3 separate regions of the Homo sapiens genome follow, and regions 1 and 2 are each linked to region 3. A link is a loop called in an ENCODE intact Hi-C map of the cell type or tissue named here. Cell type or tissue: heart left ventricle. All regions are shown on one strand. Links, peaks and the distances in the headings refer to the core of each region. The heading gives the core; the rest is flanking DNA. Region 1 overlaps ARVCF (ARVCF delta catenin family member). Region 2 holds the start of MIR185 (microRNA 185). Region 3 holds the start of MIR3618 (microRNA 3618).

What was found. Peaks named below come from ENCODE experiments on the same cell type or tissue, not always from the same donor. Only the 100,000 strongest peaks of a DNase experiment are listed, where the experiment ranks them.
Region 1: a loop joins it to region 3, with 2.2 times the contacts of the local background. A loop is called at or near these places in 14 of 110 quality-filtered maps.
Region 2: a loop joins it to region 3, with 2.0 times the contacts of the local background. A loop is called at or near these places in 41 of 110 quality-filtered maps.

What each region holds. Positions count from the first base shown.
Region 1 is chr22:19,980,130-19,990,255 of GRCh38, reverse strand. ARVCF (ARVCF delta catenin family member) reads left to right here. Exons shown (of 20, transcript NM_001670.3): 4 at 8,165-8,323; 5 at 8,519-9,045; 6 at 10,014-10,126. Among named protein-coding and RNA genes, the nearest start is that of MIR4761, 21 kb to the right of the region's middle. RefSeq lists a silencer at 2,916-3,355 and enhancers at 3,714-4,649, 5,587-6,523, 6,524-7,461. In heart left ventricle, for the core only: no CTCF peak of the experiment used is centred there; DNase peaks (open chromatin) are centred at 1,215, 1,655 and 3,055; H3K4me3 peaks cover 2,499 bases; H3K27ac peaks cover 3,406 bases.
Region 2 is chr22:20,029,389-20,039,514 of GRCh38, reverse strand. TANGO2 (transport and golgi organization 2 homolog) reads right to left here. Exons shown (of 9, transcript NM_152906.7): 2 at 2,661-2,755. The coding sequence starts at 2,716. It overlaps MIR185 (microRNA 185), which reads right to left and starts at 6,376; the gene lies at 6,295-6,376. RefSeq lists a silencer at 808-969 and enhancers at 5,259-5,328, 7,012-7,231, 7,666-8,362. In heart left ventricle, for the core only: no CTCF peak of the experiment used is centred there; a DNase peak (open chromatin) is centred at 5,973; H3K27ac peaks cover 1,195 bases.
Region 3 is chr22:20,081,774-20,091,899 of GRCh38, reverse strand. It overlaps DGCR8 (DGCR8 microprocessor complex subunit), which reads right to left. Exons shown (of 14, transcript NM_022720.7): 2 at 5,217-6,213; 3 at 4,579-4,738; 4 at 2,089-2,231; 5 at 1,642-1,924; 6 at 268-465; 7 at 1-31. The coding sequence starts at 5,936. It overlaps MIR3618 (microRNA 3618), which reads right to left and starts at 6,154; the gene lies at 6,067-6,154. MIR1306 (microRNA 1306) reads right to left here and starts at 5,842; the gene lies at 5,758-5,842. RefSeq lists an enhancer at 8,118-8,736. In heart left ventricle, for the core only: a CTCF peak has its summit at 6,800; no DNase peak of the experiment used is centred there.

The DNA of each region.
Region 1 (10,126 bases), core at 682-5,681, 98 kb after region 3:
CCCTGCCACAGTGTTCATTGCATGCACTGGTGGGTCAGCCCCAGGAGGAGGCCCAGAGCTCTGCCTGCAGCTTAGAGGCTGACCTGGGAGCCTCATTTTCTCTGCTGGCCATTATCCTCAGACTGGGCTCCGGCCCCTACTCAGCCTCAGGAGGTATAGAGCCTTCTGTGTTCCATGGCCAGGCCCTAAGAACTCTAAAGTTGGGGTATGCAGTGAGCAGTTAGACCACTGGGACACCCCATTCCCAGCACCCCAGTGCTCTAACCTGTAGATGAAACAGCAAGAGCCCCTGGCTTGGGGTTAGGAGGCCGGAACAAGTACATGCAGGGAGACTTGGGATGTGGTGTGATTATCATGGTTCCTGTTACTGACTGAGGGCTAGCACAGTGGGGAGTCAGGGTGGAGCTGTCCCAGCAGCCACGGGGAAGGGGGCTCTCCTCACCACCCAGCTTAGAGGCTGGGGGGGTTGCCTCCTGCTGCGGCCTCTGGGTTCTTCACAGAGTGACCCTAGAGGGCTCTCCCTGCAGAGTCCTGTCTCCCTGGCTCAGCTCCCTGCCCCGCTAAACCCAGCAGCCAGACCTCCCCCCAGCATACTCCCAGCACCTGCACCTCCACCCGCCCTTCTTTGGTCCTGCTGGGCCCTGACTCTGGGGACCTGCGCCTGGCACACACATGCCAGGAGCTTGGGGCAGCCTGGCCCTTCTCATCTAGAGAGAAAGGGAGCAAACGCTGGTCTCTGTTGAGGCAGCCCCATGGGCTCTCCTCACCTGGCTGGGGCATGTGGGGCTCAGAACCAGCAGCCTGTGTCAGGCCGAGGGACCTGGGGTTGGTGACTACTCCTTGAGTCTTGGTGTCCAGACTTGGTGTCGGCCAGCAGGCGTCATGCTTCCTACGTCTGCTCATGAGACCCACATAGAAGGCCCAGCCCAGCACCAGTGCATGGTGAGAGTCAAATTAATGTCCCCAGAGGGTCCGAGACTCACTAGGGGGCCCTTTTTCATGGCCCCTGGTGCTCAGAGGCCTCTGGTGGGTCTCGGTGCTGGGGCCACTCTCACAGCCCTCAGACTTGAGATACTCCAAAATGTGAGGCCTCTACCCTCAAACTTGAGGCGGGGAAGCAGAACGCTGGGCCCAGCTGGGCCATATAGGGACAGTGGAAGCCAGTGACCCCGAGGCCGCCTCTCAGGCGCCAGTGTGCTCAGTCCAACCCTCCCAGACCGGAACTGTCCTCGGACAGGCAGTGTGGGAGGACCCAAGGCACCCCGGAGGGTTGATGCCCTGGTGGGAAGATGTTCCCACAGCCTGGAGCTACCCTGACCTCCTCAGGCAAAAGACTTCAAGACCTCAGGCTACTGCCCCTCCACCTACCACCCCTGCCCCTGAACTCTCCCCCCGACCCCCTACCCTTGATTTTCTCAGGCTGGGATTGAAGAGAGCATGTGTTGCCAGGGCTGCAGCTCAACTGGCTGGGCTGATGAGGATACTAGGGGAGGCAGGGCCTCCTTGGGCTGGCCAGGTTTCCCAGATTGGTTTCAGTAGGAAGTGCCTAGCGATCTACCTGCTGAGCCACAGGGTCAGAGCCCGGGCTTTGGGAAGCCAGGGCAATGGCAAGGCAGGTAGCTGGGGGCTGAGGCTGGGGAACCAGGCTAGGGGGAGTGCTGCTGCACTCACTGGGCTGCTCCAGGGTCCTGGCTACCTGCCCTTCATCTTCCAGCAGGAAGGGGCCCCTCCTCTAGACAGCCAGCTGAAACAGGGCTGACGCCCACCCAGTGGGGAGGGGTGCCATCAGGGAACTTGCCTTGGGCTCGTCTTAGGTGGATAGGTGGCTGGGGCACTAGCTGCTGGTGCAGTTGAGAAGATGGAGCCAGCTTAAAGATAAGATGCGGGCGCGTTTTTGGCGCAGTGTCTGGTCTTCTGCGCTCTGCTCCAGGGGTTCCAGGCAGGTTGGCCCTAGATGCAAGATACAGGGGTCCAGCCAGTGGTAGGGTAGCTCACCCCTCTGCAGGTGGGGGAACTGAGGCTCAGAGGGGCACATGGTGGGTACCTAGAATCTTGAGCATGCTAGCCGAGTGGCCTCTGTATATGGCGCTCAGGGCAGCAGGGAGTGGTCCCTGCGGAGGCTGTTTTCTGAGGGGTCTGCGGAGAAGCCAGTGGGAGGCCTGGGCCCGAGCCCTTTCTCTTGCCAGACCCACTGAGTCTCCCTGGGTTGGTCTCAGCTCATTTAATCTCAGAACCTGTTTCCCTGTTCGTGATGCTGGAGCCATTGGCTTGGCCTTTGTGGGGTTTGACATAAGAAGGTGGCTCCAGCCTGGCCCTTCCCCTCCCATTTTTCACTGCAGCAGAACTAGATTCCCTAGGGTGTGGCCCACATTGAGGCTGGCCTGGGGGAGCAGTGGGGGTGCATTCGGGGCTTCTGTGCCTCGATGGGGAGAACCCAAGATACAAAGTGGGGGTCCCCTGCAGGGCCCTTTTCCAGGTCCCCATCGAACTCTGTGGGGACAGTTCTTCGCAGGCCCATTCAGAGTGGCGGCTGGGCAGGAGGGTGAGGGGGGATCTGGGAGACTGGAGAGATCTCACAGAGCCGTGACTACTGTCTCATCGGCCCCCATTTCATGGCAGGTGAAACTGAGTCGCAGCCAGGTTTGTGCCAGTGAGGGAGGCCTTGTGCTCTGTGCATCGCAGCACGGGCACCTGCCCTGCCGGAACTGTTTCCCCCTTTGCAGGCGGACTGAAGTGTGGTCATAAACCGAGGCCAAACCGAGGCCTGGGAAGGACTTGGCCAAAGTCTTTCGGCGGGAAAGTGACACCCCTGCCGCAGGGAGGGGGAGGGAGCAGAAGTCCAGGCCGGCAGTGGGTGGGGGGAGGTGGTGGGAAGTGGGGGGACAGGGGGCGACCCGGGGCTGCAGGGCCCCGCCCCCTGTCTCTGGGGGGCGGGACCTCACATTGCCCGCCCCCCGCCCGCCACGCCCACCCCGGCCCCCGCCACGCCCCACCTGGGCGCGGCCCCGCCCGATTGGCTGCTCGCCGTGACCGCCGCCAGATCCGCCCCCGCGGGGAGCGAGTCCGCCGAGCCTGAGCCCGAGCGGCCGAGGCGCCGGAGCCGAGCCTGGTCCAGCCACCGCCTCCCCCGCTGCTGGCCAGCGCCCCCCGAGTCCCGGCCCGATGCCGGCCGAACTCAGACAGGTTGGAGGGAAGTTGGCTTGGGGGGACCCTGGCCCGGGGTCGGAGGCAGAGGGCGGGGCGTCGGCCTGCCCGGGAGGACCCGCTTTTGTTCCGCGGAGCCGCTGGCCCGAGGCAGCTATTGTCTTGCGCCCCTGGCTGGGCTGCGTCAGGCTGGGGCCAGGGCCGGGCGGGTGGCGGTGTGAGCGCGGTGCCCCCGGGTATGCAGGGCGGGCCGCAGGGTCTCTGGAGCCCATCCGCGGGGCCTGGGGGGGTCGGGACCCCTGGCAGTTTGACCCTCCTCTTGGCACCGGCCCGGACCGGATGGACGCTTCTTGGCCAGCGCCCAGGACAGGTGCCTGGGGACACGGGTGGAGAGCCAGGGCCTTCCTGAGCGGCTTCTGTCTGTGCAGGAAGGAGGCTGAAGTCTGAAGAGGGAAGCCCGGGTAGGCCTTCTGCTCCCTGAGAGGGTTCCTCCTCTCCCCTCCACACCCCCTACGCCGGCTCTGACTCCCGGGACCTGCAAAGGAGCTTCCGGAGCTTTAATGGAAGTCTTCTCTGCCTCCGAGGCGCACGTGATGGGAGGGATAGAGACAGGCCCTGCCCACTAATGGATGCTGGAGGAGATCTCTAAGGAAAACGGGATCCTCCCCCTCTCAGCATTGAGGTGGGGGGAGGCATAGGCAGTTTGTCCTCTGCTCAGAGCAGTGCTGGGTTCAGTAACAGGCAGGGAAACTGAGCAGAGGAGAGACCAGCCAAGACCCTCTGTGGTGGGAGGCAGGTCTCCCACACACCTGCTACCTGGGCAACTAGGCCCCTGCCTGTCCTACGGCCCTGGTGTGGCCCCCAGGGTCTGGCCCTCAGAGGTGGAGGGACCAGTTTTTGGGAAATCCATGGTCACAGTGTGTCTGATGACCCCAAGCTGAGCTTGGGGAAGCTGAGGTGGATGACAGTCAGCCCTGCTCTCCCACCCCAAGTTTGCTCCCCCAGCTTGGCTTTTTGGCATCTCTGCCTGGGGCCACGCCCTGGCAGGTGCACTGCTGTGTGGAGAAGTAAGCTCCAGGTCTTGGAGACTGGTCAGAGGCTGTGGCACCAAGGGAAAGGGCATTTTGTGGTGGCCAAGGGCTTGCTGCCTGGTGAGAGATGCCAGCCTGGCTTGTCCTGGACTCTACCTGGGAGGGCCATAATGGGGATGGAGAAGATTCATTCATTCATCCATCGGACAGCAGCCACCTCCTGCCCTCTGGGAGCCTGGCCTGCAGGTGTGGGATCCAGGTGTGCAATCTCACCTTAACTCATTCTCTGTGTGTGCTAGCCAGGCCTTGGACAGGGGAGGGGCCTGCCCCTGCAGTCTGTTCTTCAGGACACAGACCGTGGTGCATCTGTGAAGTCCGGTGGTTTGGGTAGATAAGTAATATGGGACCAGGGCCCAGCCACCTGTGCCCCAGCATCCCTCTGTGTGTTGGTCCAATCTTGCTTTTCTGCTCCCTGTGTTCCTTGCATTTTGCCACAAAAGTGAGACTGATGCTACCCAGCACGTCCCACGACCCCAGCCCCCTCTGTCCTTCTCACCTCCTTGTGAAGAAGCTGAGCCGAAGGTGCGTGATGGGGCCCAGAGCCCCTATGCTGGGCTCAGCCCTGTGTTCCCGGGACCCTCTTGTGAGCAGGGGTAGGTGGTCTACCTCCCTGGTCACTCTGGCCCCTCCCACAAGCCCAAGGGAGCTCATGGGAAACCCCAGGCCTGGGCAGCAGCCTGTTTCTGGGCCAGTCCTGGGGGCCCCAGACCTGGTGCACCAGAGATTGAAGAGCCAAGGGAGGGATGAGTGCTGGGAGGCCGGGCGGGGTGCAAGAGGAGCAAGGATGGGGCCCCAGCTGGGGAGGGGGTGATGAGAGACGACTGACAGGATGCAGCATGTGGGATTGGGCTGGAGGTGGGGTGTTCAGGGTAGAGCCCATGTCTAGGGTACAGAGGGGAGCAGCCCAGAGTTGGGTCTGAGGCAGAGGCTGTGTGGGGCTGCAGGGCCAGGGTCCCTGAGAGTGGGCCAGCCTGGGCAGGTGCACGTCAGACATGGACACTGGGGCCAGACAGGGATCCAGGGACTGCAGCCAACTCCTGTTGAGAGTCAGCCCACCATTCCACAGCCCCACCCTAAAGATGTTGCAGAGAGCTGAGCCACCAGCTGGCTATGGGCCTCTCACTACTCTACACCTCAGTTTCTCCATCTGCCAGCCAGCTCTGAGACTCCCAGAGTGGATGCTGGGCAGATGATTGGCAGAGTTGGTGGCCCCTGTCCCTGTGTGTTGAGACTCTGTGAGGCCCTGCATGGATAAGGGTCTCCGATACACGGTGGAGGACGGGAGGATGTGTGCTCACGAGTGTGCCTCTGGGAACAGTGGGCGCCGTGCCCTTGGGGTGCTGTTAGAGCACACGGGTTGATGTGCTCGGCCTGTGCCGGGCTGGGTACTTGCACACGTGTATGTACATGCATGTGTCCCTGTCTGAGGGGTCATGTATATGCATGTGTGTGTGCCTGGGCATGTGTAGCAGGGGCCGGGCTTTCCTGTGATCACTGGCTGACTCATGCACCTGCCACCCGGGTGAAGTCATCCCTCGTTTTTAGCTCCCTGAGGTCATTTGCCAGCAGGGACTCTTGGGGCCTCTGGATCCTACTGCGGGGCTGCTAGGCCGGGGCTGATGGGTGGTGCCGCAGGGTTGCCAGGTCTTGCTGCGGGGGCGTGGCTCTCCTGGACCACCCCAGCTCTGCCTGTCAGACCCTCACCACAGCCTTGGTGGGAGGGATAAGCTGGGCCACAGAGTGGCATCGGGGTCCTGAGATGTCCTCCCCTTTTCCTCTCCCGCTTACCCCCACTGCCTAGCTAGGGAAGAGGGGGTTTTTCTCTGAGTTTTTAATAGATGTAAATATATACATATATGAGGGGCTACATCCCACTGGCAGAGTCCTGGGTAACGTTTCCTCAGTCTTGCTTTATACCCTCCTCACTCTGTCGCCAGAACTGCAGCCCCTCAGTGCCTGGGCCCCTGCTTGAACTCAGATGAGCCCCGCCCAGGGCCCAGCAGAGAGAGCTCAGGGCCTGACACACATTTGCCAGATACAGATGGGGCAGCCCAGCCCCAGCAGTGATGGGCCACACAAGCCTTCTCCTGCTTCAGAGCAGTCCCAGCTCCCCAGTGCCTTTGGAGAAGAGCCCAGCCTGCCCTGCCTGGCAGCGTGCCAGTTGTCCCCACTCTAGGCCTCAGTCTATTTCTTTTTCCCAGGGAACAGGTCCCCTTTTCCTAGCCAGGTCCACAGCAGGCATTCCACCTACATCTCAAGACTGAGGGCGAGATGAGGCCCAAAGCCTTCCTTGCCAGATTGCCTTCTCTGGGGGTGCTTGAAATCCCACTTGGACTGTGAAGTTCTAGGTAAATCCTCTTCCCCCTGCCAGGCCTCAGTTTCCCCATCTATAAAGTTATCTGTCATCCTCCAAGACCCTGCCTGTGGGAGAGGGGGAGGTGCCTTCTGTGGCCACTTCTTTCCTCTGTCAGCCTGAGGGATACACCTGTCCTAACATGTTGGTGCAGGCCCCTTCCTGGACACCTGCACTGCATGCATTTGGGGGTCAAGTATTCCCCCAGGATAGGACCCTGACCTGGGGAGGCTTCCCAGCCCACGAGCCTTGGCAGGCAGGTCCTGAGGGCAGCGCTGAGCATCTAACCTGGCTCACCTCCCAGGCCCAAGAATGGGCAGAGTCTGCCTCTGGAGCCTGGCAGAGCTTAGTGTCTGTGCAGGCCCCAGGGGGCCCAGGCAAGGGACCCATTGTGCAGGGACCAGGGGCCTGGGCCACAAAGCAGGACCTGTCCTCCTGCTGACCCTGCCCTGGCTGCCTGGGAATGTGCTCCGCCTGACCCACCCACCAGGGCTTGGGTTTCAGCTCCTGCCCATCCTGGCTAGATGCCGATCCCCGGATGTTGGTGCCATGTGGCCCTGGGGCCAGGCACCTGTGCAGTCAGAGGCCCGGGGCAGGCTGTGAGTCTTAGGTCCTCAAGCCACTCAGCGCGGCAGGGGTTGGGCCTGGCTCTGATGTGGGCCAGCCTATCCTCTTTGAGCCTCAGTTTCCCCACTGGCAAGTCCAGTCAGTAGGCATGTGGATAGAAAAGTCTCAGTCCAGAGTTGTCTTGCCTAGAATTCCAGTGTCGTCACCCCATGCAGAATGGTGGCAAGGGCACCCATAGGCTCAAATCTACTGTGTCTGGTCTCTGATATGATGCCCAGAGTCTCAGTCACTGGGGGCGCCAGCCACTGGCCCGAGGTAGGGCAAACCTGTGCCTACACAACACTCAAGAATGTCTGGGCTGGAAGGAATAAGGACATACTGGTGCTGCAGGTGCATGGGGTGTTCTGGGAACTGCGTATTTCTGTCCCTTGAGGGCGTCTGGCTGGCGTTGGTGGCGGGAACCTTAGTGTGGCCACAGGAGTCAGTAGGCAGTGCTGAAACAGCCCCCACAAGGCTTCTATACTCAAGGTGTCTGGGGCAGGTGAGGGAGGAGGCCCCAGGACACCATGATGTCCCAGCTAGGGGTGGTGGTTGACATCAGGAAGGCATGCTGCAGGTCTCACTGGCACCTCCTGGGGCCTGGAGGAGCCTGTGGCAGCCAGGCCATGCAGCTTGGGGAGGGCCCTGAAGACTTCACCCCCCAGGGTCTATGTCCTTATCTGCCAACTCAGCCTGAGGAGACCTGAGATGGGGGTCCAGCCCCAGGGTCCCCCCAGGATGGGGTGCCGGGGCAGGGTTAGCACCTCGATGTTCAGAGGGCAAGAACTTATTGCTGTCCTTGTCAGCTTGGGCCGAAACAGGCCTTGGGGTGGGTGGGTTCAGGACCAGGAGGAAGGCACCCTGGTGTGCTGGCCAGCATGAGCTGAGGCAGAGCTGCTGTGTGTGGAGACCTGCACTCCAGGGGTGACTGAGCAGCAGGCCTGCCCACCAATGTCCCTCCTTGCCCCAGGAGCAGAGCCCAGGCAGCCAGGCCTCACTGGCCACGATGCCGGAGGCACCTGATGTGCTGGAGGAGACCGTGACGGTGGAGGAGGACCCCGGCACACCCACTTCCCATGTGTCTATTGTCACATCCGAAGATGGCACAACCCGGCGCACCGAGACCAAGGTATGGCCAGGCCCAGGCAGTGGGTGGGTGAGCAGGGCCAGGCTGCTGCAGCTGTCCCACCTGCAGAGTGGACATGGAAGCTTGCCACGTGGGGCCTCTCATTGCTCGAGTGGGAAATTAAGGCCAGCCAGACCCCAGCAAAGCAGTTTCTAGGCCTCTCGTGCTACCCCACCTACCTGCCTATCCATCCACCAGGTCACCAAGACTGTCAAGACGGTGACCACTCGGACAGTACGCCAGGTGCCCGTGGGCCCAGATGGACTCCCCCTGCTGGATGGCGGCCCCCCACTAGGCCCTTTTGCAGATGGTGCCCTGGACCGGCATTTCCTGCTGCGTGGTGGTGGCCCAGTGGCCACACTCTCTCGAGCCTACCTCAGCAGTGGGGGTGGCTTTCCCGAAGGCCCCGAGCCCCGGGACAGCCCCAGCTATGGCAGCCTGTCCCGAGGGCTGGGCATGCGGCCCCCACGTGCTGGCCCCCTTGGCCCAGGCCCTGGTGATGGCTGCTTCACACTGCCTGGCCACCGGGAAGCCTTCCCGGTGGGTCCTGAGCCTGGGCCACCAGGTGGCCGCTCCCTGCCCGAGCGCTTCCAGGCAGAGCCGTATGGCTTGGAGGATGACACGCGCAGCCTGGCCGCTGATGACGAGGGTGGCCCTGAGCTGGAGCCTGACTATGGCACGGCCACAAGGAGGAGGCCTGAGTGTGGGCGGGGCCTTCATACCAGGTGAGCTGCACCCCGTCCCCTGTGGCTACCTCCTCTGGGAAGTCTGCCCTCCACCCCCCAACTACAGAGTGCCCCACTTGTCAAGTGGCGCAGTTGAGTTAGTCATGCATGTTAGTTTGAATTGGCCTTGGCTCTCGTCAGGGACAGAAGAAAGGTGGACCCTGGGGTGGTAGGAGTTCGGCTGGGCACTGTCCTGCAGGCCCAGGGCCCAGGAAAGCTGGGAAGAGTGCCGGCCACTGGCCTTGCTCCAGCCACACTCTGGGTAACCAGAACCCAGAGCCCTGGCCCTTGTCACAGCCCCTGGTTCTGTCCCCATTGCCCTCAGTTTCTGCATCTCTGGAGTGGGGATGTGACCACAGCCCGGGTCAGGATTTTGTTGTGTGACCCTGGCCAAGTCACCTGACCGTCACTCCTAGCCTCAGGGCAGGCGGTTTGATGACAGCAACCCACAGGGCTACTGAGAGCTAAGGAGATCTTGTGCCCCAAGGGGCTGGTGGCCTGAATACTCCTCAGGTGGTCCTACTGGGATGGCTTCATGCGGAGAGGGCCATTTACTCCCCCTACATCCTGGCACAGCCAGAGATGGGCCTCATGGAAGATGGGGTGGTTTTGTGGAAGGGAGGTGAGACGGTCTCTCCAGCAGCCATAGCAGATGTCTCACAGAAACTTGTTTTGCTCGGGATTGGGAAACTGCCCGGTGACAGCAGTGAGTGAGTTTGCTGTCCTGGGAGGGTTGCCTGGGTCCTGGTAGCCGCTGGCTGGGGTTTGGCATTTGGCTCTGAATTGGTTCTCACTGGGCTGGTGCATGACTCTCTGTGTCCCCACCATGCTCCGGGCCAAGATACAGGTGCTCTCAGCCCAGCGCTGCTGGGTGAGTTTGCAGTCCTGAAGAAGGTGTGATGGGGCAGCTCAGAGGCAGGGCTGGCGGCTGCTGTGACGATGTCCACGCGCCCCACTTGCCTGTGCAGGGCCTACGAGGACACAGCAGATGATGGCGGCGAGCTGGCGGACGAGCGGCCTGCGTTCCCAATGGTGACGGCGCCCCTGGCCCAGCCTGAACGGGGCAGCATGGGCAGCCTGG
Region 2 (10,126 bases), core at 3,463-8,462, 52 kb after region 3:
TGGGATTACAGGTGTGCGCCACCATGCCAGGCTAATTTTTGTATTTTTAGTAGAGATGGGGTTTCACCATGTTGGCCAGGCTGGTCTCGAACTCCTGACCTCAAGTGATCCACCCACCTCAGCCTCCCAAAGTGCTGGGATTACAGGCGTGAGCCACCGCACCCGGCTGTAAACAGGCAGTTTTGAAAGAGATAGGGTGACATCATGAAGTGATTGTGTTATCTTGCTGCAGGGTCTTGGTTTTCCGTGATGGGTATCAAATTACCAAATACAGTGGCCGAGGCCGGGCATGGTGGCTCACGCATGTAATCCCAGCATTTTGGGAGGCTGAGGCAGGAGGATCACTTGGGCCCAGGAGTTCGAGACCACCCTGGACAACATAGTGAGAACTTGTCTCTACCAAAAAAAAAAAAATTAGCCGGGCATGGTGTTGTAGTCCCAGTTACTTAGGCATGCTGAAGTGGGAGGATCGCTTGAGCCGGCGAGTTTGAGGCTGCAGTAAGCTATGATCATACCACTGTACTCCAGCCTGGGCAACAGAGCAAGATCCTGTCTCTAAAATAATAATAATAATAATAAAAAAAAAAAACATAGTGGCCTAAAGCACCCTACTTTTTACTCCAGTCCACAGGTGAGGAGTCCAGCCCAGCCTAGCTGGGTACCTGTACGAGGCCTCCCAAAGTGCTGCAGAGGTGCTGTCAGGGGCTCCATAGAAGTGTCTGTGCTCCCAGCCTGCAGCGTGCCCTTCCCCTGGCTGGACACCCCACAGGCAGAGCAGAAGCAGCCACCAGAAGTGTCTCACACCCTCCCATGAAGTCAGGAAAACACAGCGCACATTTGCTCAGTCACCCAGAGGTGGCACATTTCGTCTTTGGCTTAGGGCTTCGGAAAATAGTCCAGAGAAATCCCGAGGCCAACTGGAATGGCAGGACCCGCAGGACAGGTCCTGGCAGCAACACACGGGTTCTGAGTGAAAGCAAGAGGGGCCCATGTCAACCCTCCTCCTCTCCACCCAAGGGGCTGGGTGGCACTGACCAGCACCCGCAGGCCAGCCATCAAGCTTCCTTTCCAGAGATGGGAGCACTCGGGGTGGGTTGAGTCTCTTCAGCAGCCTGCAGGAGGCAGCCCTGAAACGCATACAGAGCTGGCTGGCTCTCCTCAGCGTGCTAGTTTCCTGGGGCTGCCGTAACTAAGCACCACAGACCAGGCGGCTGCAACAACAGACACTATTGTCTCGCAGCATTGGATGCTGGAGATCCAAGATCAAGGCGTCAGCAGGGCTGGCTCCTTTTGAGGGTCTTCTCGGTATGCAGACGACTGCTTCTATCTCTGTATACACACCAGCTTCCCCTGTGCGTATCTGAGTCACCCATCACATTGATTAGGGCCTACCCACATGACCTTATTTTACCTTCATCTTTTTTTTGAGATGCAGTCTCGCTCTGTTGCCCATGCTGGAGTGCAGTGGCGCAATCTCGGCTCACTGCAAGCTCTGCCTCCCAGGTTCACGCCATTCTCTTGTCTCAGCCTCCCAAGTGGCTGGGACTACAGGCGCCCACCCCCATGCCCAGCTAATTTTTTTGTGTGTTTTTAGTAGAGATGTGTTATCCAGGATGGTCTGGATCTCCTGACCTTGTGATCCGCCCACCTTGGCCTCCCAAAGTGCTGGGATTACAGGCGTGAGCCACCGTGCTCGGCCAGCCCCTACATTCTTTAGAGTTCTGTTCACTCACTAGCCAGCCCAACACTACTCCAGTCCCTGTAGCAGTCAATAGTTCTTTCCTAACATTTCTTCCACCTTCCCTGCAGCATGCTGTCTGCTGCTGGGACCTGCCACTCACCCAACTGCAAAAAGGGAAAACACCAGACACCCTTCCTTCCTGATTCCTTGGCCTGAAATGACTTCACTCAGCCTTGAAGTCAAGCAGCATGGTGTCTATGCAACTTTGCAGTGACTCAAATCTGAGACCCTCTTGAAATGGTTCAAATCATTTCTGGTACAGATTTTAAAATGATGAAAACTTCCCGAGCAGTTGCATTAGAGAGTGGTTACACGTTTCATTTTAGATGTGGGTTATATCTCTGCCTCGTTCTCTGTGTGGATAAATGCTGGGGTGTCCTGGGGAATGGAGGTGTGGCCGTCCTGAGTCCAGGGTCAGGGGTGGCTTCTGGCCTCGATTTCCTGACTCCTCTGGCTGGTCCTCAGCGTCCCCTCTTCCCCAGGTTCTTTTTCCTCAGCTCAGGACCCACCCACAGACCCCTAGCCTGGCCGCCACTTTGACTTCTCACCAGCAGCTGTGACCCGCCAGCCCAAGCTGGCTCTCACTCACTGACGCCGTTGTCCCAGTTCTGCCGCCCGACCCTCCTCAAAGCCCATAGAACTGCAGCCCACCTGGACCCATGTCACTCCTCTGTCCTACCTGTGGCTGCCTTCTGTGGCTGAGTCTTCACGTCTTTGTACATTGACTGGAGTCCCCGCCCCGAGAGGCATTCTGACAGCATCCCACACTGAGTGACCCTGTCCTGGAGGGCAGTGCCAGGCCTGTGCAGCCCCGTCCTGGCCCACACACCTTCCTGCACACAGCAGCTTGGGTGGCATGAGAACTGGCTGGGCACCCAGGACCCTGCAGGGCGCAGCAGATGCAGAGCGAGGGGGTTACCTGTACGCGTTTTTGGAAACAGGGCGAGGATCAAACTTAAAGAAGATGATGCACATGGTGGTGCAGGGCGGCTCTGCTGACACAGGTCGCGAGGTCTGCGGGAAAAGGAAAACACTGAGTTGAGCGGATGGCAGACACTCAGGGCTGCCCTCCGAACCTGCAACAGGCCAGAACAGAGAGAACCACCTCTGTGGTGTCTGTACTACTTGCTGGGTGTGGGGGAACTGGACACCACACTCTTGGCCGGTGCCACACAAACAACTCCCAAACCCATGCACTCATTGGCACTGGCCAGACTGTCTCTCCACCACCTGCAACACCAGCCCTGAACAGAAGCATCCCATCAGCACCATGGTAGTCTTAAGGCCTGGACACACCGAGCTGGGGTGCCGAGGGGGTCCCCGGGGGGCAGCAGAAGTGAGGGCAGGAGCCACACTGTGAGAAACAAACTTACCCATCCAAATCTAAAGAATGAACTCAGACCCAGAGAACAGCGAAAGTGAGACTTTTAATGACAGTCTTGCAAGATCAGGTGTCAGACAGGCACACCCAGCACAGTTTCGACAAGCAATTTATCCCCTAGTACGCAGGTCCCTCCCCCAGTTCCTCATAGGCCGAGTACTGTGGGGTCACAATTTTCCCGGACGTCGCCTATTAATTGTTGGGTAGGGGCTTCAGGTGTTTTTTTGGGGGCTTGTCTTGCTGTATTTTGTTGCAGCCCACAATGCATTGCAGTCCTAGTTAGCTCAGGGACTTTTTAAGTATTTAACTTACGACCTAAGTAGCAGGCAGGCTGATAAGAACAGACAAAATGAGCTATTTTGCAGGCTAGTAAACTTTCAGCTTAGACTGAACTTCTTTGGTTCGGGTGAAGGCAACTAAGTGCGGGGAAAGTGGAGGCCGACAAGCACACATCAGCTATCCAAGCAGGGTGGCCTAGTATATCCTGTTTCTTCTGTAGTTTGCTGAGCTAAGCCAATTTAAGACACTTTGTCTTGGAAATAGACCACTGTATACATTCTTCCTTCAAGACTGTCCCCCACATGCACATCTCCTCCCCTGCAACAGCACCAAACCCACCCCACACGCCACCAGTGGGGGCAGCCCTGCCTCCGCCTCCAACAGCATGGCCCACTCACCTGGGATGCAGGCCCTACAGGTCCTGCTCAGCACACACACTCGCCATCCCACAGGACCCGAAGGCCCCACACACCCACAGCAGCTGGCATGGACACGTGCCGGGGACACGCTGGGTGACTGCACACTTAGCATACACCTCGTCCCCACCCAGGGACCTCTGGGGCCCAGAGCAGGCAGTTTTCCACAATGCAAACGAGTGCAGAACGGAGATTAGATTCCGAGGCCACCCAAGGGTGACACCCAAGTTCCCTGAAATGTGCACATGTGCAATGATTTAGTGACACGGCTCCAGGGCAGAGCCAGTGCTCACAGCTGGGACATGGGACAGCCAAGAAGCTGTTCAAATACTGAAGAGACCCAAAAAGATTCCTCTGAGAAAAGTCTAATGAGTGGGGACGGAGGTGAAGAGGGCTCAGTGTATGTGCCTCCATAGGCACGGGCATTAGGGATGGCCATTGGGGACCATCTGCTCCAGTGAGGAGCTGGTGGCTGTGCAGTTGAAGTATTGGGATAGCAATAAGCGCCACGTGCAGACGCACTGGGTCAGGGGGATGGGCAGCCATTTGAGATGGTCTGCTGGCCACCACTCTGCATAGGATGGGAAGCTAAAGGGTGTGTTGTTGCAAGGGGGCCCTGTGGGAAGCAGACTGTGGGGCTGGAAGTGGGTTGGGTCCCCTTGCCGGGTGCCCTGGAAGCGCCCACAGGGGGCCATCATCCGAGGGTGGGCAGGCTACTAGGGGCAATCCTTTTGGTAAAAACAACTCAAGATGCTGGATGAAATATGAAAACATCTTAAAAATTGCCAGGAGCTGATGAGCTCATGCAGCATTTGGCCAACAGTTCGGAGAGCGTGGCCCACAGAGGACAGCAGAACACAGTGGCCAATCCTGCCTGAGAGCGTTTGCCCACTGAACACACTGGGGCTCATACTCTGGTGGCCTCGGGGGCGAAGGAGACAGAAGACAAGGTCCAGTCACCCCCACAGGATGAAGAACCTAACAGAAGACTCTCCTCTAAGTTAGGCTGGGACTCCAAAGAGCGATGCTTAGGGAGAGATGAACTACAGCCGCAGCCACCCCCAGGGGTTATGGGGACATTGCACATAAGTGAAGGGAAGTTTCTGAGAAGCTGTGGCACAGCCAGCCGTCCAGGTCCACACTGGGGGTACAAGGACCCACAAGCCAAGCACAGTTTTAAGGGGTTCCAGCACTCGTAGTGCCCCTGTGCCTGAAGTTCTCTCTGGAGAAAGATACCTTCATCCTATACTTCAAAGAAGTCTCAAAATCATTTTTCAAAGACCAGAAGCAGTACATAGTCAGAAAGAACCACATAATGAAAGAAGCACCATGAGCAAGAACCAGCAGAAAGATAACCGTACATGCATCATCAACCAACCATGCTCTGATGGCAGAAAGAAAACAGACAGCTCAGAAACATCTGCAGGGCAAAGGAAGTGATGAAGAGCAAACTGGGTTTACAAAGCAGCAAAAGGAACTCGGTTTTTTTTTGTTGTTGTTGTTTTGTTTTTGCTCCTGTTGCCCAGGCTGGCTGGCATAATCTCGGCTCACCGCAACCTCCGCCCCCCGAGTTCAAGCAATTCTCCTGCCTCAGCCTCCCGAGTAGCTGGGATTACAGGCATGCGCCACCACGCCCAGCTAATTTTGTATTTTTAGTGGAGACGGGGTTTCTCCATGTTGGTCAGGCTGGTCTCCAACTCCTGACCTCAGGTGATCCACCCACCTCGGCCTCCCAAAGTGTTAGGATTACAGGCATGAGCCACCATGCCTGGCCAAAAGAACTCTTAGGAAGCTATTTTAGAAATGAAAGCTTCAGTGACTGCACATTAAAGCTCAGCTGTGGGTTTAAGAGCAATCAGGTGCAGCTGATGATGCAGAACCATCCCGAATGCAGTGCAGGAAGATGGGGAACACGCTGGGCTTTGGGAGTGCACCCAAGGTGCCACTGATGGGGTGGGCCCAGCACTCACCATGTGGCCAGAAGACACAAGTCCCTTTACTCTGGAGGAGCTGGTCTTTCCTGCACATGAGAACCCCTGGCTGCAGTCACTGGAGAAGCCCTGCCAGCTGGTCTCTACTGGAATCCCACTGGCCTGGAGCCCAGGGCTGCCCAAGGCCTGCTCACCAGGGACATGCTCCTCTGGGGTGTTAGAGAAGGCCGTTGGTCTCAATCAACTTCAGCCGACCTCAGCCCTCCCTGGGCTGCACGCCCAGCTGCTGGCAAGGCCATGGATGAGGGCAGTTCTGGCCACTGATACACGTAGGACAGACAGGCAGAAAGGCACCCCCAGTTCAGCTGCAGGACCCCACCATCCTAGCTGGCCAGGGTGCAGGGGCAGCAGACCAGCCCTCCAGGCACCAGTGGCAGGGAGGGCTCCATGGTCCAAGGGAAGGCCATAAACAGATCTCCGGACAGCCTGGCACTGGAGGTGTGGGCGCAGAGCCAAGGGCTGTGGCCTCGACGAAGACGCGGTCATTGGGAGGGAAGGACCAGAGGAAAGCCAGCCCCTGGGGAGGGGACCATCAGGAACTGCCTTTCTCTCCAATCCCTCGCCCCCTGCTCGAGCCAGGCCCACTGCCCACCGGCCCCCAACCCAGCTCTAGCCAGCAGGTCTCCCCCTCCCCCTGCCAGCTTCACCTCCCCCGACCTGTGACCTTGCCTTTGCCTGGGCCCCTGTGTGCTCCCTAAGCCAAGCCCTGCAGGTTCCCTAGGTCCTACAAGGTCCCCACACAGGCCCACCACAGCATTCCAACACCCTCTCATGCCTGCTGACTTGCCAGGCTCTGGGAGGGAGCCATGGATATAGTCCTTGTCCTTTTGGTCACCATATCTTGATCTGGGCGCAGGGCATGTGGGCACACGGGTGGCCAGGACCACTTCCCACAACTTCCACAGGTCCCATCACACCAGGTGAGGCTGGGCTCCTCAGGGCATCTCTTGTGCCACACAGAGCTCGCCCTCAAGGTTGCCCGAATTGGCCAACTCTACAGGAGGGTTGGTGTCCCAGGGAGAATCGTGCCTGGCTTTCCAGGTGAGGCTCCGCCCTGCCTGTCCCCACCCCTGCCCTGGGCTCAGCACTTGGGCCAAGCCCAACCAACTCTCAGCATGTCCTTGGCAGTCCAAGAAGGCCAGAGTGGTCAAAGCCATGCAGGGTTGGCCCTGAGGCCCAGGCGGCCAGAACCAGACCACAAAGAGCAGCTGGAGGAAGAGGCAGGCAGGAGGGTCTGGGGTCCAGTCAGCAGCCTTGCCCTGGGTCTCAGAGGCCACAGCCCAGAAGCATCTGAACATCTGCAGGAAGCCACGCCCAGTCTCTGCATCCTGCACAGGACCCCGCCTGCCCCAAGGGGCTAAGACCACCAGGGCAGCCTGCACACAACCACCAGGCTTGCAGAAGCAGTCAGATGGCCACACGCCCATCCTCTCCAGGCGGAAAATGCTTACCCCTCTCCATTCTGTCAACTGGCCTCACGGCCACCGGGATAGCAGTTGGGCAAGTAGGTTACAGGGCGGGTGGGGCAGGTGACGCAAAACCTGGCTGCCAGGGCGGGTCCAACCCCAACCGGAAGGAGGCTGGGCCAGGGCACCACAGGTGGGAAGATGCTGATGAGCTCCTCCCTGTGCTGTGTGCTCTGCAGCTGTGATCTCATCTCAAGAGTCCCAGGTCACATGGCAGGGATGGGCAAGGTGAGCCTGGAGGGGCTCATGGTGGGGCACCTGCTGGTTGGGCTAGAGGTGAAGAAGCAGTGAGCTGGCCACCCCGAGCAGGCACACGTGGGATGCTGGGATCAAGTGGGCCTGCTGGACCCTGCACCCACGGCCTGGCAGCCCCTGAGAGAGTCAGGATGGCCTCGGCACTGGATCTGTTCATTTGTAGCTCTGCTCTGCCCAGCCACGCTGTGGACACTCCTGGAAGTCAGCATGCTGCCTTCTGCTCTCTCATAGCAGGATCTGCTGATCCCCGCCAGGGTGCAAGAGGTCCCTGGGCAAGCTGGTGATGGGCAGCCAGCTTCCTCCTGGCCATGGTGGTCACTGTGTTCACATGTGGTCCTACTAGAAACATCATCTTGAAAGCAACTGGCATGACACAGGCACATGGCCAGGCCTCACCAGGCCCACAGGGATGGAAGAGCCCAGATATGTAGCCCAGGCTGACAACAGGAGGCCGTGTGGGCAGCAGTCGAGAGGAGCCATACTTCAAGACTGAAAGCAGAGCCTGTGAGGTGGGCAAATGTCCTGCCACCGACCTACGACACCAGCACAGCGCAGCAGGGCAACGTGGCATGGTGGTGAGGTTCCTGAGCCAGGACAAGAAAAGAAGCGTTGTTCTCATGGCTATTTGAGGAAGCACATCACCTCCACTCTGTCGCCCAGGTGCAGTCGTGTGATCATAGCTCACTGCAGCCTCGAACTCCTGGGCTCAAGCCATCCTCCCACCTCAGCCTCCCAAGTAGCTAAGATTACAGCTGCATACCACCACACCCGGCTAATTTTTTTTTTTTGAGACAGAGTCTCGATCTGTCACCTAGGCTGGAGTGCAGCGGCGCGATCTCAGCTCACTGCAGCCTCCTCCTCCCTGGTTCAAGCGATTCTCCTGCCTCAGCCTCTCAAATAGCTGGGACTAGAGGTGCGTGCCATCACACCCAGCTAATTTTTGTATTTTTAGTAGAGATGGGGTTTCACCATGTTGGCCAGGATGGTCTCGATCTCCTGACCTTGTGACCCACCCACCTTGGCCTCCCAAAGTGCTGGTATTACAGACATGAGCCACCACGCCTGGCCCTAATTTTTAAATTTTTTTGGAGAGGTGGGGTCTCATTATGTTGCCCAGGCTATTCTCAAACTCATGGGCTGAAGTGATCTTTCCACCTCAGGAAGTCTTAATGACTGGGTAGTATAAGTGACATCCTTTTAAAAAATTTTACAGCAACTGCTGGTTGGGCGAGGTGGCTCACGCCTGTAATCCCAACACTTTGGGAAGCCAAGGCGGGTGGATCACCTGAGGTCAGGAGTTTGAGGCCAGCCTGGCCAACATGGTGAAACCCCATCTTTACTAAAAATACAAAAATTATCACGCCTGTAATTCCAGCACTTTGGGAGGCCAAGGTGGGTGGATCACGAGGTCAAGAGTTCGAGACCAGCCTGGCCAATATGGTGAAACCCTGTCTCTACTAAAAATACAAAAATTAGCCGGGCGTGGTGGCGGGCGCCTGTAGTCCCAGCTACTTGGGAGGCTGAGACAGAAGACTTGCTTGAACCCAGGAGGCAGAGGTTGTAGTGAGCCAAGATCGTACCACTGTCCTCCAGCCTGGGCAACAGAGCAAGACTCCATCTCAAAAAACAAACAAACAAACAAACAAACAAATTAGCCAGGTGTGGTGGTGCGTGCCTATAATCCTAGCTACTGAGGAGGCTGAGGCAGGAGAATCACTTGAACCCACGAGGTGGAGGTTGCAGTGAACCGAGATCGTGCCATTGCACTCCAGCCTAAGAGACAAGAGGGAAACTCCATCTCAAAAAAATAAAAATTAAAAAAAAAAAAAAAAAAAGCAACTGCTTACACGAGAATGCCCTCTTTACAAGAGTCCTGGTGCACCCTGGGAAGGAAATGCGCTGGAGTGTGAGGCACTGGTTCTCTGGTCATACGGAGCGGCTGGCCTGTACCACTGCCTCCTGGAGCACATAGGGACTTGGTAGACAAGCAAGGGACGAAAGGATGTGCGTCGTGAGGCTCATCCATATCTGAGAAAGTCCAGCTCCTCTCACACAGATGTGACAAAAGAGGTCGCCTTTGTGATGGTCAACACTTAACCACCCCCAGTAGAGTGCCATCTCCAGTTGGGCCAGGCACCCTGCCTCCCTGCAGCCCAGACAGCTAGAGTGAATGCCCAGGGGACATGCACAGCCTCTGTGCAGGGAGGCCGGGGAACTAATCACTTGGGACTTTGGTGTGGTCTTTGCCAACCCTGCCAGGGAGGTAAGAGGGGGACAGTCACTGTGAGCTCACCATGTGACTGCAAATGCCACCAGCCTCAGCAGGGACAGAGCACAGGCCTCTTCCAGGGAGGAAGTTCCCCCCACACTCCTGGAGTCCCTCAACACCCCCAAGCCTGGCCAGAGGATCTATGAGATATGAATGGAAAGAGAGAGCCCTCTTCACACCGCAGCCAAGGGCTTCCCGTCCTCTAAGAATACCAGTGCGGGTGGAATTCTTCCCAGAATCCCAGCATACGTTCCCCTAGCCTAACAACCTGGTAATTCTGCAAAACAGGAAGAAAGCCTGGACTTGGCATGGGTTATTCTTAGAGCAT
Region 3 (10,126 bases), core at 3,848-8,847:
TCGGATTTCCCGTTGGGGTTAATAACAAACTCTGTGACAAAAAGAACCATCTCAGCAAGTGTGAAGCAGTGCCACAAGCTAGCACACAGCTTCCTGTTACCATGTCAGTAACTAGGGGCTCACGACCGTGAATGTGGCAGACCCCTGCATTCATGGGATAAACATAAACTTTGAACGAAATGCAACTCATAAAACATGCCCTCAACACATCACATTAGAAATAACAGCATAACCAGTCTGCTGATGTTAAAATGCAGAGGCTTATACCTTTCTTTGTGGGTGCATCTTGCACTGATAAAGTAATGAGCTTCTGATTGGCTGGCAAGATGGGCCTCTCGGACTCCGCCTGCTTCCGCTTCATTTCCCGATTGAATTGCCGCCGCTCAGCCCAAGTCCTGAATTTTTTCACAGTAACTTGCTCAAAGTCAAAACGCTTCTCCAGGTAGCTTCGAAATTCCTCGAGATCTGTCCCAGATTTACCAGAGAAACAAATTACTTAACTTCCAACATAGGAGTCAGGTTCTCACAGCCCAGTGCATGGGGCAGGCCCAGGCCACATGACACTATTTCCTTTCCCCGTCCCTTTCAAAGGGGAGGGAAGCAAAGAATGAAGGCCTCCCTACACCAGCTCAGATTATTCTGGCAGGTCCCTTCTGGATGAATTTCTGAGATGTTCTTTTACTTTATTTGGGGCAGGAAGAATACAAAAATGAAAAGGAAAAAAGACAGCTTAAAAAAGTCAGATGGCCTTCGGGACTTCCTCCCTGTATCAAAACAGGTGCCCGAATGCCAGCAGCACCCGGGCTCCATGCGCCCGCCACCTCTCTGACCACCTCACTCTTTTCCTTCTGGCCATCCTGGCCACCTCTGTAGTCAGCAACACACCCAGGCAGCTCCCTGCACAGGGCCTCGCATTTGTCACATTTCCTCCCGGGCCACTTCCCCATCCTCAGCAACAGCCCCCATCACAGGCTCTTCTAGGGCACCCCACACTCCACGGAGTTATGAGACAGGCTGGGTAGTGATGTACAGACAAATAGAAACCTAGAAAATGGAAAGTGCTCTTTGAAAGTAATCCAGCAGGTGGGTTCACAGAGACCTGCCACACCTGAAGAGAGAACTAAGACTTAAATGGCGGGACTAGGCTAAAAGACATGGAAGAGAGAATGGGAAACACCAGTACACATCCAGCAAGCAATTGCAGGATTGAAGAGGGAACTATCCACAGAATGGTGACAGTTTCCCAACACTGAGTCATGGATTAAAGAGGCTCACTGAGCTCATCAAGACAAATCAAAACAATGCCACATGAGCACATCCTACTGAAAAAGCAAGACTTAGGGAAAGATCATACAAACAACCAGAGAGAAAACGGCCCACTGCCAGTGCCAGCAGCCATCTCCCCAGCAGCCTCAGCCATGCAGACACCACAGAGCCCACAGACAGGAGCCTAGGGTGCTGCACCCAGGCAGGTTCTTGCAAGGACAGGAAGACAAGCCTTTCAGCCACACCAACAGTGGAGGTGCACAGCCCCTTGCTCACAAGTACAACTAGGAACTATGAACAATTATGGCCTTCATTAGAAAAACAAAGCTCATGGGTCCCAGGAGGCAAGAAGGGAAGAGTCCTTCAAAAACTCACCAACGGATTCATCTTTGCACACCTCGACTTTGGCCTTCACCTGCCCCAGGGCCCCAGGGGCTGCCTCAGCCCCTAGTGGGTCTTTCTCGTCCGGGGGCCCCGGGTCAGCACCCATAGAGTCAGGCTCATCCAGGGGAAACTCCAGCTCTGCAGATCGGCTCAGGGGCTTGACGGGGGACACATCCCCACTAGGGGTGAGGTCACTGCTTTGCTCCCGTTCCTCGTTGTCCTTCATTTTCTTATAATGCAGACAAGGGATGCTACTCAGAGGAGGGTCGTGTTTCTGTGGATAGTGAAATTGCAATATGGATTACAAGGACAACCCGAGAGTCTGAAACTCTGATGCCTTTCACCGGCCTCTGCTTGGCTGCGGTGCCATGTGTGTGGATGTGCACGTTTTGGTCTGAGAACTTACAAGCCTAAAGTCACGACTGATGCCTCCCCTACCCGTATGCTTCCCGTTCCCAAGAAGTATGGCCTGGACCAGGTGACCACCCGAGACTCTCTGTGTAGGTACACCGGGACTCCAGAGTTATGGAATGTCATGATCCACCCGTCGGGCAGCGGCTCTGTAGGTGGGCGGCCACGACCTGCACAGGAAGACAAGAACATCCTATAATCACTGTAAAAACACTTGGAATTGTTGCCACAGCACCTCCTGCACAAGAAATTGTTGGGTACTAGCATGTGTTTAACTGGGTCTTCACAGATAATCGAAATTCCTCTCTGCCTTGCTCACTGCTATGCCTCCAGGCCTAGGACAGATAGCATGTGGCCTGAGGTGGGAATTTACACGTGTCAAACCAGCACATGAAGGAGCACAGAACAGGTCTGTGCAAGATATAAGTCCCAGCCTCAGCTCCTGCCTCCACATCTGGTAAGCACTGTGGACACTGGACTCCTTTGCTGCCTGTCTGGTTGTGGCCAGAGGCGCCTTGGGGCTGGATGAGCTTTGCTAATAAACTGCATGGCTGTCAGCCACTGCTCCCAGTGACCAGGTGACAAGTCTTTATTGTAACTGAGCTGCACTCTCAGCAGCATACAAAACACTGCTTCAAATGATTCCGTTTCTAAGTTGGTTTAATACACTACTCCCAACCCCTTCTTTGCTTTATAGGCAGTTGTGAGGAAGAGGTTTACGACTTATCAACTTGACACCTGCCACCAGGCCTGACTGCTGGGAAGAGCGTAAGGCAAAGATGTAACTAAAACTTAATTTTCTCACAGGTATTGGGAACAAGTTAAAAACTTAGAAAGACCAGCCTAGGCAACACAGCAAGACCCTGACTCTACAAAAAACTTTTTAAAATTATCCAGGCATGGTGGCATACACCTATAGTCCTGGCTACTTGGGAAGCTGAGGTGGGAGGATCACTTGAGCCTGGGAGGCTGAGGCTGTAGTGAGCTACTCCAACCTGGGTAACAGCAAGACCCCGCCTCAAAAAAAAAATTAAAAAACAGAAGAAAGCAAATGAAACCTTAAAAAATATACATAAGGGGAAAAAGGGCCAGTGACTCTCAGGGCTAGGTACCCACCAAGTGGCCCTGACCCTGGACCTGACACCTGTACCCAGGCCACCATCAGGTGATGATTCAGGGAGGGAGTGTTAAAGGTCAGGGGTGCATGCACACTGCGTGGGCTCTCTCCCCACAGAGTCAGGCCAAGATGGAGCTGCCTCCTGCCAGCTTTAGGTTAAGTCAGGAAAAGAAGCAAAGGGAATACGGAGCCAAGCAAGAGACGGGCCACGGGTCCGCTGGGGCTGCTCCTCTGTGACAGTGAGTGGTCACAAAGTTGGCCCAGCCACCTGAGGTGGGGGTCACATGCAGCTGTCCGTCTGTGAACATCCAGGCATCCAGGCCAGAATGGCTGCTGACCAGTGAGCTGTGCAGGACGAATGTGGGTTTACCTTCTGAATGAGCCTGTTGAAAATGCAGCACCAAACCAGCCTCCTAGAGGCCCCGAGGTCAAGACTCCTGCCCCCAGCCCCAGAAGCTGAAGCCCCAGGTTTACCCTGCCTGCAACCGTCTAGACCAAAAGCCCTCCTGCTTAACTGCTACCAACACGACATAGGCAGCAACATGTGGCACCTGGCATAGCTAACTTGTCCCCTCAATGGCCCAAGGAGGATGGCCATGTGCCACCCGCCCCTTGCTTTGCTCCCAGTCGCACCCTGCCACCTTGTGCACCCCAGCCCTCAGCCTGGGGTCTCACCTGTGAGCCTGAGTCCCCGTGCATCTCTTCAGTCCCTCTACCGAGCCCCACATCTCCACCAGGACCCTCATAGGTGCCTCCAAGCCACCAACTCCGACTCCCCCAACACCTGCACCACATCGATGACAGAGCCTCACAGTGCAACTCTGGGCGCCTCTCAAGTGCTCTCCCCACTACCCTCAACTCAAAGTTGAGGAAGTGCCACGTCGACCAGGGCACTTCCACCCTGCCCAGCTGAAGTGCACACACCATGCTGTGGCCCAGAAGCCATGTTGTTAAACAAAAATCAGGTAACACCACTTGCTTCTGGTGGCTTCCTGTGACACTTGGTCCAGGACTAGAACCTGGATCACAACTATCACCTGCCATCTCACTGTGTACCCACCTTGCCCTTGGTCTCCACACCCTCCAGCTGATGGTCATGCTGGCTCCTGGCATATACCAACATCCCCTCCTGACCCCCTCAGAAGTCCCCTCCCATTCCTCTGCACAGTGCCTGCTGCTCTGTGGTTTCCATAGCACACACCAGGATCCGCATCTGGGTCATGCATCAGGACGTCCTCCCATCCTGTGTTTCCCTCCTCAGATATTTCTGTCCTGTCCTCAAACATGCCTCCACCCAGCCCACTACCTGGCACCAGAGCTCTCTCAAAGCATTTCTGCTAAGGAAGCAACCACCCCTCCACTGCCCTGGAACACCCACTGCTTCTGACCCACACACGTACTTTTGAGCACTGTTTTAATCTTGGTCATCATCGGCTGCACACTTGTCTCTCCATCGGACGGATGGTCGCTGTCTCCGCCATATTTTTCCTCTGTTCGCCTCTTTTTGGGGGCACAAAGGCCTTCTTCCAGCAGAGCATCCACATCGTTGTCAAAGTCATCCTGCAAAACACGCTGTTCAGACACCAGAGCCCCTGGCGCTCATGCTCCTGCAACAGGAGAGCTCAACAGCATTCCTGAGAACAGACACAGAAAGGAGGTGCTCTCAGGGGGCCTAGATGTGCCCTTAGGGTGCATGATCATCTGAAAAACAAACAGGATGAAGCTACCAGCTGACACCAACACACCTGGTCCAGGGGCACACACTGCCAAGGAGCGTAACTCAGCAGCACCTGCTGCCCCACGCGCTAGATCAGGGATGCAGGGCCTACCCATGGGCCAAACTTTTCATTAGGAAACTTTAAAAATCTGGACTCCTTACATCTTTCTCTTCTCCACATTAACATTATTCCACCTCAGAGGGGATTTTGGTTTTTGTTTTTTTTTTTTTTAATTTCCCTGCTTTCAAAAGATGCTGCAATTCCCAAATCTCTCTTTGGGTTTTGCTAAGAGCCCTCTAGAGGAGGGGCTGCCAACATACCTCGTAGGGGAAATTCAAGGCCTCTTCATCCACTCTGTCTCTCTGAACGATTGCTTTAGCCGTGAACCCGCCTGCTCCTTCTTCATCTAGCTCCAAATTGTCAGTAAAATCTTCTAACTCATCGAGCACTGCATACTCCACTCTCTTTTCCTGATCCAGCTCATTCTCCTCATCCTTCTTATCAGCACTCTCACCCCCTATGCCTACCCCGTCACCAACACTCCCGCCAAAGGGACAAGCATGCACGTCCCCACTGACAGGGCTAAGGAGCAGACCGCACTCCGCCCGCACGTCGCGCTCTGCTCCTGTGTACAGCACCTTCCTGTCCTTACTCCTGCAGCTCTCGGTAAAGCTCACGCTAATCTTTACATCCTTAAGCAACTTAAGGTCAGGGGAGAACTTCCGGACCGCAGGTGCGTGCCGGGCGGTGCGCGGGCTGTGGCCACTACAGTTCGGGTCTATGAGGAGGCGGCCCTTAGAGAAGGATCCTTTGGAGAGAAGAGAAGCTCCGTAGAAGTTGAAGGGGTCCTCAGCAGGGAGTTCGGACTGTCCATCACCACCAGAGCCAACGTCCATTACCTCTGCACCACTGGACGTTTGCAGGGGAGGTGGTGGAGACTGCTCACGGGGCAGCGCTTGGAAGGGGCGAGCTCGGCTCTCCATCACCGCTTCTCCTGCGGGCCCACACGGGAGCGGAGAGGGGCTCTCATCTGTCTCCATATTAAAAGCGCTTAAGACTAGTTTACAAGACCAGAGTTTTACAAGCCCTCACATAAATCTACACAGCTAACATGCACAAGTCCGCTGAGACCCGGGCGCGTCCTGCCGCGCTGTGCGCTGGCGGCTTAGTCAAGCTGGCCACATTGCTCTTTTCATTAATGTAGACAGCTTTTAGAACCACTGCCTCAATTATTGGAAATCACAATGCACTCAGCTTAAGTGACTGGCGACTAAGCGAGTCTGTCTTCATGCCGGAGTGGCACCTTTCTTCTTCTACCTGCAAAGAAATTTAAAAATATCGTCACAAAATGACAGAAACCTTCCAATTCCCTGGTACCAAGTTAAAAGCCAAGCACTATTAACAGCATAGTAAAGGGCTTCAAAATAATATTCCCTAAGAGGACTTTTTAGGCATCAAAACAAACTAACCTTACTTTTATTCTTCAGAACCTGAATTATAACTTAAGTCCAAAGTTAAATATTTTGTTAATGCCCACTTTAATTCCTACTTCAGAAACACAAAAACTATATAATCATAAGGCTCAAAAAATATTTTAAAAATTTACACTAAACTCCACCACAGCATTCTTCTAACTCAGATAAGCAAGCATGCAGTGGGAGGCACCCTTTCTGGAACACACAGAAGGCGCGTGGCCTCCCTCAGGCCACCAGAGCACAGCAATCCACTCACCTGCAAGGGCTGGGTCAGTCAGAGGGCGAGCGCGAGACCCTCAGCTCAACTCTGCGGCACTAGGGGCCTCAGAGGCATGGCCAGGCGCTCTGCTACCCAGGGACCCCAGGGCTCTCCTGGGCCCACAGGGTAGCACGTGGACGGGGACAGTGATGCAGCGTGCTGAGGTCACCAGAGGTGGCAGCATAGTTCTGTTCCCGATGGAGGAGAGGGGTGGGTGGCTGTGGGGAAGGGACCTGCCAGGATTTGGGGTGGGGAGCCACAAGAGACAGCTGGAGCCGAGGCACAGAGAGGCCTGGGTGCCACCTGCAGCCCGTTCCGCCCTGGGGACAATAAGGAGCCACTGAAGGTGAAGCGACTCTCATGCCACAAGTAGGTTCCTACTTGAGAGGGGAGACCCACAGCTGTGCCAGGCAGAAGCAACTGCATCCAAGGCACGGGGACAGTCCTCCAGGCCAGAGGACAAAGGTGTGAAAGAGGCCCTGGCAATGGGCCAAGAACAGTGTCACAGAACTGACCGCACTTGTTGACCCAACGGAGGTGGATAGCAGAGAAAAGAGGGAACTAAAGACAAGGAAGGACACCCAAATTCCAGCATGCAGGCAGGAGCCTGGCGAGGAGAACAGAGGGGACCTCCAGGCAGGCTCTGAAGGTGCCGAGGCCACAACTCTGGAGCCATGACTGGTCCAGATACGGAAGGCCAGGACGCACTGAGGAGGTAGTCGCCAAACCCACAGGAGGAAGGCCACCCAGAGATGAGGGTTAAGGATGCAACTCTAGGAAGCCTTACTACAGAGGAAGCATGAAGAAAGGGACAACATGAAGCAGGGAAGATGGGTCTGAGGGGGCAGCCAGAAAACCCTGCATCAGAGCAGAAGGAACACATGCAGACACACGCACATGCACACTCCCACAACGTGCACAGGAACACGCATGCATGCACATGCGTGCATACCAGTAAAGATGCACACATGCAAACCGCACTGCATGACCTAACATCCTCCCAAGATTCCCGGAAAGAACAGGAGATGCAGACATCACACATTTAACAAGGGACAAGGCATGGTGGATGTACTTCGAAGGGGACACAACATGAAAACCAGAGACTAGTTTAGGTTTAATCAATACATTTAACAACTATCCACTGGCCATCTACTCCGAGGAACGCACTATATGGACAAGAGACAAGGTCACAGGGCCTGGACACACTGGCAGGTCAATGACCACTGCACTGTCACCCCATTTCCTGGATTCTAAGATGTCCTAACATTTCTGAATCTAATGGGAATTTCACACCGTATGTTCCCAAAGATGTGTCCATCAAAGGTGCTGAGGATCCAGGAAACACAGCACAGAGCTAACAACTGACTATAAAGTGCTGAAGACGCTCAAGAGGCTGTGGGCAGCAACCAGGCAGGCATGAGGAACACTAAGTGGGGTGAGGTCAGTCTCCTGGCAACCAAGAAAGACCATTAGAGAAAACAGACCGAGGGGTCAATGCGCCCAGTGCCACAGATTACAAGGAAGACCAGGGCCACACACCTCAGAACCTGGCAGTCCCATAGAGACCCTGGTGAGTCAATCCATGATTCTGGGACACAAAAAGCTACATGAAGAAGCCACAAGGAGCAGGGGATTAGAGACCAACAGTGGGACGGAATGGGGAAGCCTGCTACCACAGAAGGCGAAGAAGCAGCTAGAGTAGACGTTCCAAGCAAAGGTGCTAATGGGGCCAAGCGGCGGCACTGAAGAAATGCACAGCAGGAAAGCCTGGTGCCTTACAAGTGAGTGAGCTCCTTAGGAAAGCAGGAAACCTGCCCAGCCCCAGACCTCAGTGGTGGGCAGTCCTGGGCAAGTTCCTTCCTCCCCTCTATAAGCTTTCTCCATTCATCACACACACACACACCATCCTAGATGCTACAGACACAAGGTGGACAAAACCCTGCCCTACAGAGCTCACATTTTAGTGGGGGAGATGGACCGCTAACAACTAAGAAAAGCATGCACCCTGTCACATGCCAAGAAGTATTCAAGCAAAAACAAAACAAGGAAAGCGCCTGAAGAAGGGGAGGCAGTTTTAGGAAGGGGGATCCAAGAAGGCCTCATGGCCTGCATCCACGTGAAGGCAGGAGTGAGCCAGGTGGGTTACAGGGCTGGGAGGAGGGGATGTTCCAGGTGACACTGAGAGGAAAAGCAGAGGGCTGGGGTCAGGAATGTGGTGTGGCCAGCTGGGGCAGTGTGCTGAGGGGACGTGACAGTGGGCCAAGTCCATGAGGGCAGATGGATCAGGGCTGGTCCTCCCAGGCTGCTGCCAGGACTTTGGCTCTTAGTGAGAGAGATGGGCCACCGGATAGGAAGGCCCACACAGTGGCATCAGCTGATTCCAGGATAGCAGTGGCAACCAAACCTCAGCCAGGCCCTGTTCTAAGCACTTTAAGCATTTTAACTCACCCAGGTCTCACATAGCATTATGGAAGAAAGGTTCACCCACATGCTCAAGGTCATACAGCCAGGAAGTGATGGAGCTGCTTTACAAGCAGGCAAGCTGGCTTGCATCTACACCGCCTCTGTTTTATACCATCTTATGGTTTAAAAGAACCACTCTGGGCCGGGCGCGGTGGTGCACGACTGTAATCCCAGCACTTTGGGAGGCTGAGGCAGGCGGACCACAAGGTCAGGAGATCGACACCACCCTGGCTAACACATTGAAACCCCGTCTCTATTAAAAATACAAAAAATTAGCCGAGTGTGGTGGTGGGCGCCTATAGTCCCAGCTACTCGGGAGGCTGAGGCAGGAGAATGGCTTGAACCCAGGAGGCGAAGCTTACAGTGAGCGGGAGATCGCACCACTGCACTCCAGCCTGAGCAACAAAGCGAGACTCTGTCTCAAAAAAATAAAAAGAATCACTCTGTGGCCAGGCACAGTGGCTCACGCCTGTAATCCCAGCGCTCTGGAAGGCTGAGGCAGGCAGATCATTTGAGGCCAGGAGTTCGAGACCAGCCTGGCCAACATGGTGAAACCCCGTCTCTACTAAAAATACAAAAATCAGCCGGGCGTGGTGGTGGTGGACGCCTGCAGTCCCAGCTACTTGGGAGGCTGAGGCAGGAGAATCGCTTGAACCCGGGAGGCAGAAGTTGCAGTGAGCTGAGATCACGCCACTGCACTCCAGTCTGGGCGACAGAGCGAGATTCTGTCTCAAAAAAACAAAAAAAAAAAAAAAGAAAGAAAGAAGAATCACTCTGTGTCCAGAAAAACTATAGATGGTGGATGGGGAGTGAGGACCTAAGGTGACAGTAAAGAGAATTAGAGGCTCACCAGGTAGGCTGGGCCAGGATGTTAACTTGAAGGTGGTGAGAAATGGTCTGTGCTTAGAAATAGGTGAGCTGACGGGGCCTCCTTAGGACTGCATGAAGGTGTAAGAAAGAGAGGAATCAAAGGGACTTTAGATAGGCCAAGGAATGTTTTGGCATGGGTGAAGATTTGAGTTTGGTTTGGATA